Linked DNA regions of Mus musculus: region 1 is linked to region 2. Evidence: chromatin loops called from intact Hi-C (ENCODE). Cell type or tissue: left cerebral cortex. All regions are shown on one strand.

Evidence for each region. A loop is a pair of places that touch in the nucleus more often than their neighbours do. Peaks named below come from ENCODE experiments on the same cell type or tissue, not always from the same donor. Only the 100,000 strongest peaks of a DNase experiment are listed, where the experiment ranks them.
Region 1: a loop joins it to region 2, with 1.9 times the contacts of the local background. A loop is called at or near these places in 2 of 42 quality-filtered maps.

Annotation. Positions count from the first base shown.
Region 1 is chr4:15,255,691-15,263,690 of GRCm38, reverse strand. No RefSeq gene overlaps it. Among named protein-coding and RNA genes, the nearest start is that of Tmem64, 6.1 kb to the left of the region's middle. In left cerebral cortex, no CTCF peak of the experiment used is centred here; a DNase peak (open chromatin) is centred at 3,536.
Region 2 is chr4:14,859,375-14,867,374 of GRCm38, reverse strand. It overlaps Pip4p2 (phosphatidylinositol-4,5-bisphosphate 4-phosphatase 2), which reads right to left and starts at 3,156. Exons shown (of 7, transcript NM_028264.4): 1 at 2,938-3,156. The coding sequence starts at 3,043. In left cerebral cortex, a CTCF peak has its summit at 3,102; DNase peaks (open chromatin) are centred at 2,179, 2,851 and 3,153; H3K4me3 peaks cover 2,111 bases; H3K27ac peaks cover 1,859 bases.

The DNA.
Region 1 (8,000 bases), 400 kb before region 2:
TACTTTTCTCCTAGCACAAGCCCTGCCTGAGATTTCCCTGTGTATTTTATCCTTCACTGTCTGTCTTCCCCAACTAAAGACACTGTGGAAGTTGCCATTTTTATTGTCTGGTGAGGCCGGATAACCTAGCTTCCTAGAATACCTGACAGACTTTGAATTTTAGGTTAACCTCCCAAGTCATGTGTTCATTATGGAGTTTTAATACATAATTTGTTCTTATTGCCCCACTCTCCTATTGTCTTCCTCTCCCCCTGACCCACTCTTAATAGTCTCCTTCCCGCTTAATTCCCTTCTTCATTCATGTAACAATTTGTATATTCTGTAACCATCTCTTTCACTCTTCCCTGCTTCCTTCAGACCTCTGACTTTGTAGTTCAACACACACACACACACACACACACACACACACACACACACACACATACATGGTTTCACATATGTGAGAGTAAGTCTTTGAGTCTGGTTTAGTTTACTTAAAAGATGTGTTACAGCAGGGCAGTGGTGCCGCACGCCTTTAATCCCAGCACTTGGGAGGCAGAGGCAGGCAGATCTCTGAGTTCAAGGCCAGCCTGGTCTACAGAGTGAGTTCCAAGACAGCCAGGGTTACACAGAGAAACCCTGTCTCGAAAAACCAAAAAAAAAAAAAAAAAAAGATGTGTTACATCTTTATTTCTACAACGTCATAAGTTCATTGGAGCTGAAGAAAAATTGCTTATGTTTATGTATCACATATGTAACACATTTTCTGGATCTATTCTTTTCCTTAGTATGTTTATAGGAAGGTTCCATTTCTTAGCAGCCATAAACGTGAATATGCAAGTACCTCCATAGTACATTACAGTGTCCTTTGGGTATATTCATCCAGGAATGGTATAGTGGAATAGGTTTTTTTGTTTATTTATAATATAAAGTTTTTGGTTTGCTTGTGTTTCAGGAAATATTAAAAAATGAACCTGTCAATTCTCTGAGCTCCTGCTTCTCTCAACCCGCCAACTCCCCAGAGGGGCCAACAGGCTTCTGGAGCTCCTGCCACCATCAACTCTCTCCAGCCGCACCCCCCACCCCCAGCATCTGGCTCACTTGTCCCTGGAGCCTCTAGTTCCCTCTCTGCCATCAGAAGTCCCACATACCAGTAACCAAGTAAAGCAAAACTCTTGAACCTTATAATTAACCAATCAGATTTATGTATCAATAAATTCTCAATTTACAAGAAGCCAATACAATAATTTCAGAACCAATTGATAATGATAAAAGCTATATCCTAATTATTCTAACCTTATGATATCATAACTACCTGTGGCTGGTTAAAGCCACCATGGTGCACGTCTGCCTCCATCTTTCTCTTTCTCCCCTGGGATGCTCTCTGGCTCTTCAACTCTTAGCTCGGCCTTCCTTTTCCCTGTCCAATCACAGGCCTCCTGCTGCCCTAATGTAATTGGACAGGAAAAATTCTGGGACATGCTTGGTTGCTTTTTGTTTATTTCTTTTTAAGAAACCTTCATCCTGATCTCCACACTGGCTGGCAGCACTGTGGTAGCTTACCCCCCAGCAGTGAATAAGGGTTCCTCTATTCCCACAGCCTCATCCATATTTGTTTTTGGCTGGTATCCATTCTGACTGGAATGACATAAACTCTCAGCAGTTTTAATTTGCACTTCATGGATAGCAAAGGTATTTATTAGTAGCTTCTGCTTCTTTCTTAGAAAATTGTCCATTCAAATCGTCAACTAGTTTATTGATTAGAAGATTTGGGAGTATTTAATTTTTTCAGTTCTTTATATATTCCAGATATTAACCCTTGTGTGGCATACAGTTGGCAATGATATCGTTTTCTATTGTGTAGGATTGTTTTATTCATCAAAGTAACTTTCCTTTTCTGTGTAGAAAATTTTACATTGTGTACAACCCCATTTGTCCTTTCTTACAGTGTTTTCCTGTGCTGTTAGTCCTTTCTAGAAAGTTCTTGCCTGTACTTATGTATTCAGATGTTTTTCTCTAGCACTTTCAGAGCTTCTGATCTCATGTGGAGATCTTTGATCCATTTGAACTGATTTTTCTGCAAGTTAAGAAATATGGATCTAATTTCACAGTCAGCCTTCTTGGCAACATTTATTGAATAGGTTGTCATTTTTTCCAATGTATGTTCTTGGCACTTTATTAAAACTTAGATGGATATAACTCTCTCTCTCTCTCTCTCTCTGTCTCTCTGTCTCTCTCTCTCTCTCTCTCTCTCTCTCTATGTGTGTGTGTGTGTGTGTATGCGCGCACGCACGTGCTCGCGTGTACCAGGCCATGCAGTTTTACCCATGCAAAACCTAGATACTATAAAGAACTGAATTTCAAGGCAACAGTTGGATTTATTAAGACTAGAAAGGTTCAGCCAGGGGCGGTGGCACATGCATTTAACCCTATCATTCAGGAGGCAGAGGCAGGCAGAACTATGTTCAAGGCCAGCCTGGTCCACAGAGGGAGTTCCAGTATAGCCAGGGCTATATAGAGAAAGCCTTTCTTGGAAAAGATGGGGGGGGGGGAATAGAAAGTTTCTTAAGAAAGATATGGTAAGCACACTCGATTGGACAACTATAAAGTAAGCTTCTCTAAGAAGAAAGTCACAAGTAGGTTTTATTATAATGGGTATACATGGGATTTGGCTGACTCTCTCTCACATTACATCTTTAGAGCTTGCTAAGGAAGACTCCTCCCAACACTTCTTTCTAATATTCCTCTAAGAGTGTAATTTGTAGTAAGATTAAAGGTTAAGGACGTGTTCTTAGTAAGGCAGCGTTTAGTTGTAGGGAGTAGGTGTTGGGAACATATCATTACACCTCATGTTAGCCCTTAGTAAACCTAGCCTTATATACTGGTCTTGATAACCTTGCTTGAGGTATCTCTATGAATGCATTGTTTGGCCTGAACTAAGAGCAATATATTTACTTTCTTGGGAAAGATGTCTTTTAGGAAACACATTTTGTCTCTGCGGACCATTAGATCCTTGTCAGCAAGTCTAAAGTCCCCTGCCTGTCAGTAAAATCAGATGAGGTCTGAGGAACAGTACGCCCCTCTTTCCCTTCCCCTCCATGACTCAAAAACGTTATCACTGTGCTTTTTGTTGAGGCTAGCTTTGGTTATTTGTGGTCTCTTGTGCTTCCCTGTGAACTAAGATTTTTCCCCCCTCTGGTTCTCATGAAGAATGTCATTGAACTTTGATAATAGCATTGAATCTGTAGATCATTTTCAGTATAGCCATTTTCAAAATATTAATTCCGCCAAACCACAACCAAGGAGAATCCCATCTCTACCGTCTTCTTTACTGCTTCCTTTAGTGTTTTGAAGTTTTCATAGCGGTCTTTCCATCCCTGGTTAGGTATCTCAGTTTGTCTTCCCATTATGGTAAAATACTCTTGATAAAAACAACCTAAGGGAGGAGGATTTATTCTGCCTCCCAGCACTCCTCTCAGGGAAGTCTTCATGGGGAGCTTGAAGCACCTAGTCACAGGATGCTCCCAATGGAAAGCAGAGAGCTGCAAAGGCAGGCTGCTTCTCTAGAGACTCCCGCCAGGATATGATGCCACCCACAGGGAGCAGATGTTCTCCCCTTAATGAATGCACTACCACAACCCCTCACAGATAATCAGGGTCTCATCTCTACTTTCTGTCAGATTGACGGTTCACCTTAAAAGCCATCACAGTCATAAGGTTTTCAGTTTGCTTTGTTTTGTTTGCTATAGCAAATTGTATATTTTTCTCCAGAAAATGTTCTTATTGATACATGGAAAGGTTACAGACCTCTCTATAGGTTGATTTTGTATTCTACTTTATCTTTCTTTCTGTCTGTCTGTCTGTCTGTCTTTCTTTCTTTCTTTTTTTTTTTTTTTTTTTTTTTGAGACAGTATTTCTCTGTGTAGCCCTGGCTGTCCTGGCACTCACTCTGTAGACCAGGCTGGCCTCGAACTCAGAAATCTGCCTGCCTCTGCTTCCCGAGTGCTGGGATTAAAGGCGTGCGCCACCACCGCCTGGCACACCTTGGAGAATCTTAGCTTCATGCTCCCAAACCACACTTCTGCCACAGTCTCCAACAAAGTACTTTCCTGCCCTGCCCCACCAATGGGATAGCCATACTTGCATGGTAGCCATCCACATCAGTCTTTGCTGGCCCCTTTTCCTATAGTGTTCATGTCAACAGGAGATAGCATCTTCTTAACATTTACTTGTGACCCTAGCTCAGTGGAATAAGCACGATTGCCCCTGTGCAACAAATGGCAGTTGCTTCTACTGATCCATAGAGAGATTTATAGATTCACTTAGATTATCTATCTATCTATCCATTCGTTCTCCATAGGAATAGAGTCCCATTTTAATTCTAAGCCTCCTCTTTTACCAGGCCACAGACAACTTCTGATCTTCCATTTTACATGTACCAAGGAGAAGTGGGCAGTGTGCATGTGTGTGGCCATTCTCTGTTGATTCTCCATAAGGTTCCCCCTCTACTCTTGTCTGCCTTGCTCTTCACCTGGGTATGCAGACCTCTGAAGTATCAGCCAACGTCCTGTTTGAGGACAGTTTCCAATTAGGGTTGAGAAGTAAACAAGGCCAGCAGAAAATGGGAGAGAAAGAGACAAGGGTAGCCTGGATACTCATCTTAATCACCTTTCTCTGAGATTTTAACATTAGCTGTGTTATAACCTGGAAAGAATTGTCCTTTCCTAAATTTGTTTTCTCCAAAGTCTGGTAATGGTTTCCTGATGACTCACCATTTCTTATAAGACTTGTTTGATTAGACTGAAGTATTTGTCAGGAGTCTCCAGAGGAACAGGACCACTAGAATATGTAATTACAAAGAACTATATTAGAAATGATTTATGCAATTAGAGGCTAGCTAGCCCTTGCCTGTCTGCCTGGGAGGTCTGGAGAGTAAAAAAACAGTAATTGCTCAGTCCAAGGAATCTTCCAAACAAGACAACCAAATGATACAGACCCAACTCAAAGGATCTCAAATCTCATATGTGTAGTGAAAATTCTAGAACTTTGGTTTCTTTCAAAAACACAGAAATATAATAAGAATATGTTTTCATTTTAATCCCAAATATGGTGATGTGGGGCTGTTTCACTGCAGCTGACTATGGTTTGCCTCATGCTTTAAGAGAGGCATGGTTTTGCCAACTGCAGATAGTTTCTGTGACTGTGCAATGTTTGGAATTCTGGGAACTTTCCAGAGGGTATATAAATGTTAGATTCCCATAAGCAGGATTGGTTGTGGTTGGTCATTCAGGGGCAGTAGTTACAGTAGTCATGCTCAAAGAAGAAACAAAAGAAATAAGTGTTATAGATTTGGTTTAATGCTTGAATTATGCTAATTGAGTTCCCAAAATTGCTCAAAAATTCCACATGTAAAACCCTGAGGGTCCCTGCCCCCAGTTGTTTCTGATTGGTAAATAAGTTGCTGGCGGCCAATGGCTGAGCAGCGAGGCAGAGGTAGGACTTTGGGATTCCCAGACAAGGGGTCCAAGAGAAGAAGGAGGATTTAGAATCATGATGCCAGGAAATGAGAGCTGCAGGTTTGAGAGCTGCAGAAGACAGAGTAGCAATCATGTAAGAGCCAGTAAAGAGCGTCCCCACCCCACAATTGGGTCTAGGATAGCAAGGATGGAATACAGATTTTAGAAACTAATAACTGGAGGGGAGGTGTTAGAAACGTGGAAGTTTGGGAGTGGCCTAGCCATTGAGCATATTAAATATAAGGTTTTGTGTGTGTGTGTGTGTGTGTGTGTGTGTGTGTGTGTGTGTGTGTATGTGTGTGTGTGATTATGGAATCCAAAACATTGGGGTGAGTAGCAAGGAACTCATGTTGTTGCCAGGAAGATTAGAGCAGATTAATCATCTACTGCAACAAACTAGATTTAGGGATCTTTGTGTGTGTGTGTGTCTATCTGTCTCTCCCTCCCTACCCTCATCCTTATTTCTCTCCTATCTATTCATAAAGGCTAAAACAGGTGAGGTTATAAAGGGTGGGAAAAAGAAGAACCCACAAAGTAGCAAAGGTCAGCTACACATGTCCTCAAAGAAGAGCAGCATCAAGAACAAATCAAGTCGAAATAAAACCCAAAACTCCCCAAGAGCAGAAAGCGTTCCCTTTTCTTCCGTTTTTCCTTTCACCTGTGTGGCACTTCCCAAGTGCAGGGTGAGTCCTCCTCACTTGTGTCTGCCACATACCAGTCTTCTCTGGAAATTCCTTCAAAAACATACCCCCCAAAATGGTGCTTCACTAATTCTCTAGACATCATTCAATCCAGTCAAGCTGGCAGGATAAACTGCAAAACTGTACCATTGCCTCTGTTGCAGGCAGAAAGCCTGACTGACACAGAAAGGCGAGTCAAAGGTTGGTGAGTTCAGCACAATCAGCACTTGCTTTTTAATGTAACCTACCCAAGGCCACATAGGTAACCTGGTAGAATCAGATTTCAAATTAAAAATAAATTCCAGGATTAAGAGGAATCAAAAGGTCTCTTGTACAGTAGAAATTGAAAAAAAAAAAAAAAAAAGATAAGTCTAGAAAGGAAGGAGTGAAGGTCAACATTGCTCAAGGTCTCATATGATCAGGGTAAGAAACATGAAGGAGGATCCCTCCCGTACTTCTTCTCTTGAAGTATGAGAGTAAAGGGTAGTATGATGCAATGAATTTTAATAACTTTCATAATCTTTACAGAAGGGAAGGCAGGAAAGAGCGCTAGAGGTAAATACAGGGTAAGAATGATAGGGATATTATTAAAAGACTCCAATGTGTTTATAACTTTAGGTTAAGAGAGGAAGTAAGGGATGAGTCAGAATCAGCAGGCTACAGGAGAGGGTGGGATTAGGACGTGAGGGAGGATTAGGTGCAGGAGACAAGGCAAAGGAGAGCTATTGCTCCTGGTTTCCCGTGCTTCTAACACCCTGGGGGCTGCCCTGTGAGGTTTTAGCTGACTGTGGCTGGGAGAATGCAGATAGTTTTGCCTCTCCTTTGATAGCCTGGGGCAGATGGTTCATCCTCCCAGCTTTTTTACCCATCAGTCCCACAACTGCAAAGGTTTCAAATTGCTTGTAATATAGATAGAAGACCATTGTCAACTAATCCTGTTTAAATGCCAAATGAAGGGTGCTATTAAAAACAAATGCAATGGCAAATTACTCTCCAAATCCAAAGTGTCTACACTGTGACTATGGTTTTCTATGTGCTCTATTTTCTATATACTACCATAAAGGTAGATAAATCCATAATTTTGATATGTGGATAATAAGACTGTTCAGATCTGTTTACTGATGTCTGGTTACTCAGCAAATCATCTCTCAAACAGAATTAGGTGTGTCTTTGCATTGACACGATGATCTGAGGTGTATTTGCCTTCCTTTACTGCCCTTTAAAATATTTGGTTTGGGGGCATTTTTCTAGACTCAAATTAGGACTTAGCTTATTTTATTACAGTATTCCAGAAGCCTTGAATTCTTTGCTCATTTTTATATCAAATAAATATGTATTTATACCAGGCAAGACTGAAGGGAGAGGAATATAAAGCGTGTCATCAAATGGTGGCCTTGTGGGCTAGCGATATAGCTTTAGTTGTTAGGATGCTTGCCTAACATGCACGATGCACTGGTTTGATCCCTGCTGCCTTACAAACTAGGACTGTTGGTGCATGGATGTAATCCTAGCACTTGGTGAATAGAAACAGAAGTTTAAGGTCATCCTTAACTATATAGCAGGTATAAAACCAGCCTGGGATGCATGGACACACACACACAAAGTAGCCTTGGAATGACAGTGCTATTCTTCAGTGGCTCACCTGATGGTAAGGAAAATAGTTTGGATATGTTTTACAGGAGACAAATACCTTTTTTTTTCTCATGCTTACTTGCAGCTATACAATTTAAATAAATACAGATATACCTGGACCGTGCATAAAAGTGCCTTTTCCAGTTAGCCATTAATTCCTTATAAATGATGGCTTTTCATCTATTTGTTTGAC
Region 2 (8,000 bases):
CTCAGGCACATACACATAAGATAAAAAAATAAATCTTTAAAAAGAGTGGCACAAAGCAATGGATTATAAAATGTTGTGGTTAAGCCTCCTCCTCCTCTTCCTCTTCCTCCTCCTCCTCGCCCTCTTTTTAACCTATTAAACATCTGAGTAATTAGGATATAAAGACAGTGAAGCTGATCACGTGTTTACTACGGAAGCATGAGGACTGACGTCTGGATCCCTAGAACACACATAGAAAGCTGGGTGTGGTGGTGCACACTAGAACCCCCGGCATGAGGAGTAAGAGGCCGGAGGACCTGTGGGCTTTGATAGTCATCTCGAATTGCTTAGTCAATTAGCTCCAGGTTGACTGAGAGACTCTGTCTCAAAAACTGAATTAGAAAATGACAGAGAGACATGATTGTGGACCTGTAGCACTTGTACACACAAACACGTATAATACACACACACACAGAGTTTGAATAATTATAGTTGGTATCGTAAACTAAAATTACCCACCAAAATGTATATTCAATTTCTAGTCACTGGTTTTCAACTAAAAAGCTTACTATTTGCAGCTATTAACAGAATCTGATGATAAAAGAAGTCTTAAAATCTGAACTGCCAGAGATTAGTGTCGAATACCTTTAATCCCAGAACTCCAGAGGCAGAGGCAGGCAGATCTCTGAGTTCAAGGCCAGCCTGGTCTACACAGTGAGTTCTAGGACAGCCAGGGTTATACAGAGAAACCCTGTCTGAGGAAAAAACAAAAACAAAACAAAACAAAACAAAAGCATCTGAACTGAATCACTCTGGAATTTATTCTTTCTCTCCACTACCTGAGCTCCATAAAGGCCCAGTTTTAGTCAGCCTGACTCAGAGAAGTGTAGCATGTGACATACTGTGAGGGCCCATAAAGTTCCTGAATGAATGAATGAATGAATGAATGAATGGGACAGTGTCCAAGATTTAGAACGTGTGTATTACTCAAATAGTTGTTAGTAATCAAGAAAAGATACTGTCATCATGCGAATAAAATGACTTTGCTTGGGCTGGTGAAATGGCTCAGTGGGTAAGAGCACCCAAATGCTCTTCCGAAGGTCCAAAGTTCAAATCCCAGCAACCACATGGTGGCTCACAACCATCTGTAACATGATCTGACGCCCTCTTCTGGAGTGTCTGAAGACAGCTACAGTGTACTTACATATAATAAATAAATAAATCTTAAAAAAAATGACTTTGCTTCTCATTTACGTTTCTTCCTTCATAGATGTTATCCCATATATTAGTGTTTTAAATATCTCCATCGTTTCCAAAAAAAAAATTATTGTACTCTTAGGCCAAAGGAGTTAAAAGATCTTTAAGTTAAGAGATCTTTAGAGTAAAATGACTTCTTTTCAGTGCTTGATTGGAAATGCCACTCTCTTTGTAGTTTGAGGAATCTGATCAAATTAAGGAAATCTATAGAGAACAATGAAGTCTATGCAGGTCCATATATATATATACATATATATATGTGTGTGTGTGTGTGTGTGTTTGTCCTAAACACAGATTGACTAAAATAAGGAAAAGGTATTTCCATTACTTCAGTCCAAACTCAGTCCCTTAATAAATCATCAATTTTATTCCATAGACAAAAATTAATAAAACTGAAACACTCATTCAGGAACCTGTGACTAAGGATTAGATAGTACAATATTAATATCAAATGGCCAGTAAGGGAAATCCCCCGACTTCTGGCCAACAAGGGTCACTTGTACGTTTTCTGTGTGTCAGTTCCCTTGGACTTTGCCCCTTTCCTCTCAGGCTGTCAATCACTCTGAATTACTCCCAGCTAACCACAGTTTTCCTTTGTTCTGCTTCTGTTTATAGATTGAGACCCAGAATGTTGATTTTCAAGTTATAAAATGTTAAAAAGAAATGTTAAATGCCAGACAACTTCAACCTGTTGTAGTGTTTCCCGCCCCCCCCCGCGCCCCCCCCTGCCCCATTTCAGACATGAACTTAGAAGTTGTGTTACAAGACACGTGACCTGCTTATATTCCCAAAACACTATTAACTTTGGCCTCCTTGGGTTTTAAACTTCATTCACATCCAGCCAAAAGAGCAAGATGAAGTAAGGTACGCTTGCACGTGCCATATTTAATGATCTCTGTAAGGCTTGCCTTCCAGACTACCGTAGTAAACACTCCCAAAGACTTTGAACAAAGACAGTGCTTGAATAAATCGAATCCTTTGGTAAAGAGACTTCTCCTTCACCACACCATTTCTCCAAATCCCTTTTTAATTCTACACTGAAAAACAAAACTAAAAATATATACGGTATAAACTTGGGGAACTTTTTAGAAGTTAATTTCAACCTCACCCAGACATGCATTTAAAAAATTCCTCCTTCCTAACGGAAGGCTCTTCATTCACCACTGAAGCTATGAAACACACTCCTTACAGGCAGCAATGCCCGTAGCTTAGGAATTTCGGACATATTAGGGATAAACTCTGTTGCTTCTGGTTAGGCAGTTCCCTGCTTGCACTCCGGGGCCGAGTGTAAGGGACTAAGATGTTTCCTGCTGAAGTCCTCTCAAGGGCAGATGCCAGGGTGAGCAGTGCCCCGTGTTTTTCAGCAACCGAAAGCACTTGTGAATGACTGAAGGATCTGCACCACCGCCCAGCTGCACTTAGGGGCTGCTTTGGAAACAGCAGCTCGGAGCTTGGGAAAATTCATGTCCGATCCTGAAGCTGGGAAGGAAGTGTTCAAGCACACACTCCACACCACAAGCAGCAGCAGCGAAGCCCTGCAGACAGGCTTTCGGGTAGGCAGGCAGAGCCTGGGAAGGCATCCTTTTCCCCCAGCCCAAGGGAGAAGCTCTCCTCCGCCTCCGCGCTAGAGCTCCCCGGCATTCATCCTTCCATCCTTCCAGACGTTTCTGCGAGAAGCAGAAAGGTCTATGCCGGCCTTACCTCTGGGGCTGCTTTCCTGCAAGTACGGCGGGGCTGTGGGAGTGACATTTCCCGAATGGGATGCTGACAGCAGAGGCGAACGTTCGTCCACCCCGTCAGCAGCCATGACTGCAGCGACAGCGCGGCGGGCCGCGGGTTGAGCTGGGCTGCGGCTAGGGAGGAGGTGGTGGCCAGCAATGCCGCCGCGCCGCCGCTACGGCCTCCGGGAGGGCCCAGGATGTGTCACAAGGCAGGAGGCGGGGGAGGGGAGGGTGCGGGACCGCGAGGCCGGGGGAAGGGAAGCACGCCGGGAGGCATGCTGGGGGAGGGGACTGGAGAGGAAAGAAAGAGCCCGGGAGGAGGAGGAGGAGGAGGAGGAGAAGGAGGAGGGAGGGAAGAAGTGTGGAGGGAAAGCCAGCCAGTCTGAGAAAAGGGGAGACGGGAGGACTGATTAGGAAGTGGGGGAGGGGAAGAGATCAAGTAAGCAAGAGGAGGGGCAAAGGGAAAGAGAGGGTGAGGAATCTTTTAAACTAAGGGAACCGAGGATAAAGAGCAGCTTTGAGAGGCACTGAAAGGCCTGTACTGGATTACGGGCAAAACCAGAGCAATCAAGTTCAGCTCCTCCAGGAAGTAGGAGAGTCTAACTTGTCTGGTAAACTTTGCAGCTGGGTGAAGAAAACTTATTTCTTGGGTTATCATTTTCTTCGGAGAGGTTTCTTCTTTGTTATGAACCATAGCTGAGAATCTGTTGTCTGAGAAATGTTGGTGCCTGCGCATTAGGCTTTCCTCTTTTCCTTGATTTTTTTTTTTAGGAATAAGAGTGCTGACATTTGATTTTTGGCACTTTAAGCATAAGTGTTAACTTTTACAACTTCCGTTTTACAAAATAGACTGTCATTTTAGTTTTTGTAGAATAATGGGGCTTTTTTGTATAATGTAAAAATTAAACCTTTTTCCTACAAAAGATTTTTCTTTTTTTAAAAAAAGGTCATTGTACTGAAGAGCTAGCACACTGATTAAGGTGCTCACTGATCTTGCTTAGGTCACAAAAGCCAGTTCTCAGCACCCACATTTCGTGGCTCACAAACCACCTGTAACTCTAGTAAAAGGAATCCAATACCTTCATCAGGCCTACATCAACACACACACTCACACACACAGTTTTTTTAATAAATGTTTTTAAATACTCAACAGACTTATTGTCTTATTTTCTATTTACATTTTTGTTACCCTTTTTTGATGTTTTGTCATTTGATTCCAATGCGATTTACATTTTTTAAAAAAACAACAGAAACAAACCAAAGTTTAGAACACATCCAAATAAAAATGCAATCAGAATAATAGCTTTCCTGCTGAGGTTCTTCTGAGTGACTTCGGAAGAATTATTTACTCACCTTCCAGGTGTCCCCAAGTATCTAGGGTGTGGTCTCCATGCTCAAGGTGGCTGAAAAGTCCCACAGTGAAATAGCTGTACCGGAGATTGGGAGTTGCCCCTTACATTTCAGTCCGTATAAACAGCAGACATTCGAAACTACTCAAATCACATTTAGGATCCTCAAGTTGCTCTCTGAAGACATACTCTTTCTTCCTGAATCTATAAAGTACCAACTGGAAACCCTAAGGGAAGGTAAAGAACAATGTTTTCTTTCATGTAGCATCTTTGGGCGGCCAATAACAGGAAGATACAATGCAATATAAAGATCTTATTATGGTGTGACCCCTATGAGAACTTAGATGGGTCTCCAGTAGACTGGGGTTTGAAAACTCACGATGTGTCACTCCCAGCAAAAAAAAAAAAAAAAAAAAAAAAAAAAAGAGCTTATCCGTTGAAGAATGAGTACCAGTACCTCACAGTAAAGATCGCTGAGTTGAAGAAAATTACAAAACCAATTCACAGAACCCTGCTTTTACCCTAGTCATGTTTTGGATTGTCCTGCAAAGGCTTGTATGTAAAAGACTGGTTCCCCGCAGAAACAGTACTGGGAGGGGTTGTCAAAGGTTAAGAGGAAGAGCCTTTGGGTGATCAAAGGTGTACACCCTTAAAAGAAAATGCGTTGCTGTCTTGTATCCCATACGTCTCCACACTTTGCTTGCTCTGTGATGAGAGGCCGAGTTACTCCCACCGTTGATTTTCTCTTTGCCATCTGAAGCGCTCATCAGAGGACAACTTCTACCTTGTACTTGAATTGCCGGAATGAGCTAAATAAGGTATTTGCCTCCTGTGTTTGTTTGTAGTGAGGCAAAGTTGACAGTAGAGCTCATGTTCTGTCATGCCACCCCCTACTCCATTTTAACAGTATATTTACAGTTGCATTATCCTCCTACTGTCTATCTCCAATTGACAGATGAAGTCAGAAGACAAAGATCTTTTGGGGAGAGTCCTTTTTAAATTTTTGATTACCTCATTCCCCCTTTTCTTTCCTCCTTCAAGTCCTCCCACACACTCCTCCATTCCCTTTCAGATTCATAGCCCCTTTTTATTTGATTATTATTATTGCATATATATATATACATATACATAAGTGTATCAATACAGCCAGCTGAGTCTGTTGATTGTATGTACACAATTTCAGGCCCTATCAATTGGTATTATATAAACAGTGGCTCATTCCTGGGGAAGACTAGTTCTCCATTGACTATAGTTCTTCGTCCAGGAATAGGGTCCTTTGAGATTTCGCCCTTCCGATTTAATATGTCTGTTACTGTTGTCATTGTTTGACATATTGTTGAGGAATCATGGGTGTAGATTCCCTGTCATTTCTTTTTTTTAAATTAAGATTTATTTATTATTTATATGTAAATACATTGTAGCTGTCTTCAGACACACCAGAAGAAGGCATCAGATCTCATTATGGATAGTTGTGAGCCACCATGTGGTTACTGGGATTTGAACTCAGGACCTTTGGAAGAGAAGTCAGTGCTCTTAACTGCCGAGCCATCTCTCCAGCCCCTTCCCTGTCATTTCTAAGAGATATAATTTCACTGGTCCTCTGGGTCCTACAATTTCTCTACTCCCTCTTCTGACATGTTTCCTGTCTTAGTTATGGTTTCTATTACTGTGAAGAGACACCATGGCCAAGGCAACTCTAATACAGAAAAACATTTAATTGGGGCTGTCTTACGGTTTCAGAGATTCACTCCATTATCATCATGGTAAGAATTGTGACAGCAGCAGGCAGGCAGGCATGGTGCTGGAGAAGGAGCTGAGAGTCCTACATCTTGATCTAGCAGGTGGCAAAGGGAGACTAGCTTCCACATTGGGCAGAACTTGAGCATAAGAAACCTCAAAGTCCACCCCTCCCAGTGACACACTTCTTTCAACAAGGCCATACTTACTCTAGAAAAGCCTCCCCCACTCCTAATAGTGCAACTCCCTATGAGCCAACCATTCAAACACAGGAGTCTATGGGAGATATTCCGATGCAAACCACTATAGTCCCTGAGCCTGGGGTACAGAGGTTGTATTGCTTCTATGTGGAGTTATAGCCCTCGGGGCTGGGTACTCCACTAACTATTCTATTCTGTAGACCAGGCTGGCCTCAAACTCAGAAATCTGCCTACCTCTGCCTCCCAAGTGTCACCACTACCCAGCCCAGTCATATTTCTAATGCTTGCTGTAGGAGGTGATTCTGATCCTAAGGTCTTATTCCTCAACTGGTTCTTGACTGATTAATAAAGATGCAAGGGACCAACTGTTGGATGGAACAAAAGAGGCAGGACTTCCAGCTCCCTGCAGGCACACCAAGAAACCAAGAAGAGGAAGAGGGATTTCTCCATACTTCAGAGGGAGAAAAGTTTAACCTTGTGGGTGGAATGGCCATAGGCTGCTTCCCCAGGTGGGAGATTAGAAATGCAACTAAGGCAAGGGTAGTTTGGGGTTGTTGAACAAGGAGAAGGTAACTGGGACACTAAGCTAAGGGTAGATTAAGAAGTGCTGAGCTAAGAGTATTGGGAAGGGCACGCTACCCACAGGAGACTAAAAGCACCCAACAATTGAGCCAATAAGCCAGGTTGAAATTGAGCTGTGTGTGTGTCTGTGTTTTTCATCCGCGGATCCAATACTCTCTGGGCAGGGGCTGGTAGTGCTGTCCACTCAGAGCTTAAAGTCGGGTAGTAGGAACTACATGCAACAGCTTACCACCAAGATATGAGCACCACAATTGCACCTTTTGGAACATCTTCCCGTGGCAGTCATTGTTGTGGTTCCTAGATGTCACCTCTGGGTAGGGACTATTCATTGTTTTTCTCACTTTGGCAGCTTGTATAGCACCCCCCCTCAAGTACTATGAAAGCTAGTCCTTGAGGAGGAAACAGCCATATGTCTTGTATTCACAATATATCTCCAATGTCTAACATAATATATAGCACATTAACAAGCATATTCTATTTGCCAGACAAATAAGGAAATGATTGAATAAACAAATATTGTATAATCCCAGAGCCTTAATAAAAGTCTTCAGCATGAAAAAGTCTAGAGCAAATCTTGGGATATAGCTTAGGTGATAGAGTACTTACTCACTGTGCACAAGGCCCAGGGTTCACTCCACAGTACTACATAAACTGAGGGAGGTGGTGCACTGTTGTAATCTCAACCCTTAGGAGATGGAGGCAGCAGGAACAGAAAGAAGTTCAAGGCCAGCCTCAGCTACATAACAAGTTTCAGGCCAGCATGGACTATGTGATGAGATCCTGTCTTAGGGTAAGAGTGGGGTTGTCCCCTGTATTGATTGTATAAGCTGGCTGAAACCTCTTGGGATCAAGCAGTCCTTCTGTAACCTGTCTCAGCCTTTAATGTATCCCTGAGACTACACGTGTATACCACTGTGCCTAGATCATTTCATGACTTAAAGAACAATCCTGTATTGCATGGGCATATGTGCATGCACAGGCGAGTGCCCACAGAGTCTAGAAGCTTTGGGTCCCCTGAAGCTAGAATAATTTGTAGCTGTGATCTACCTGACAGGAAATATAATTTGGATCCATTGCAAGAGTAGTATGGGCTCTTAAATGTTGACCCATCCTTGAGGCCTTTCATAACTTTTTAATGAAGATGACAGTATTGCTATTTAACTTAACAATATGTT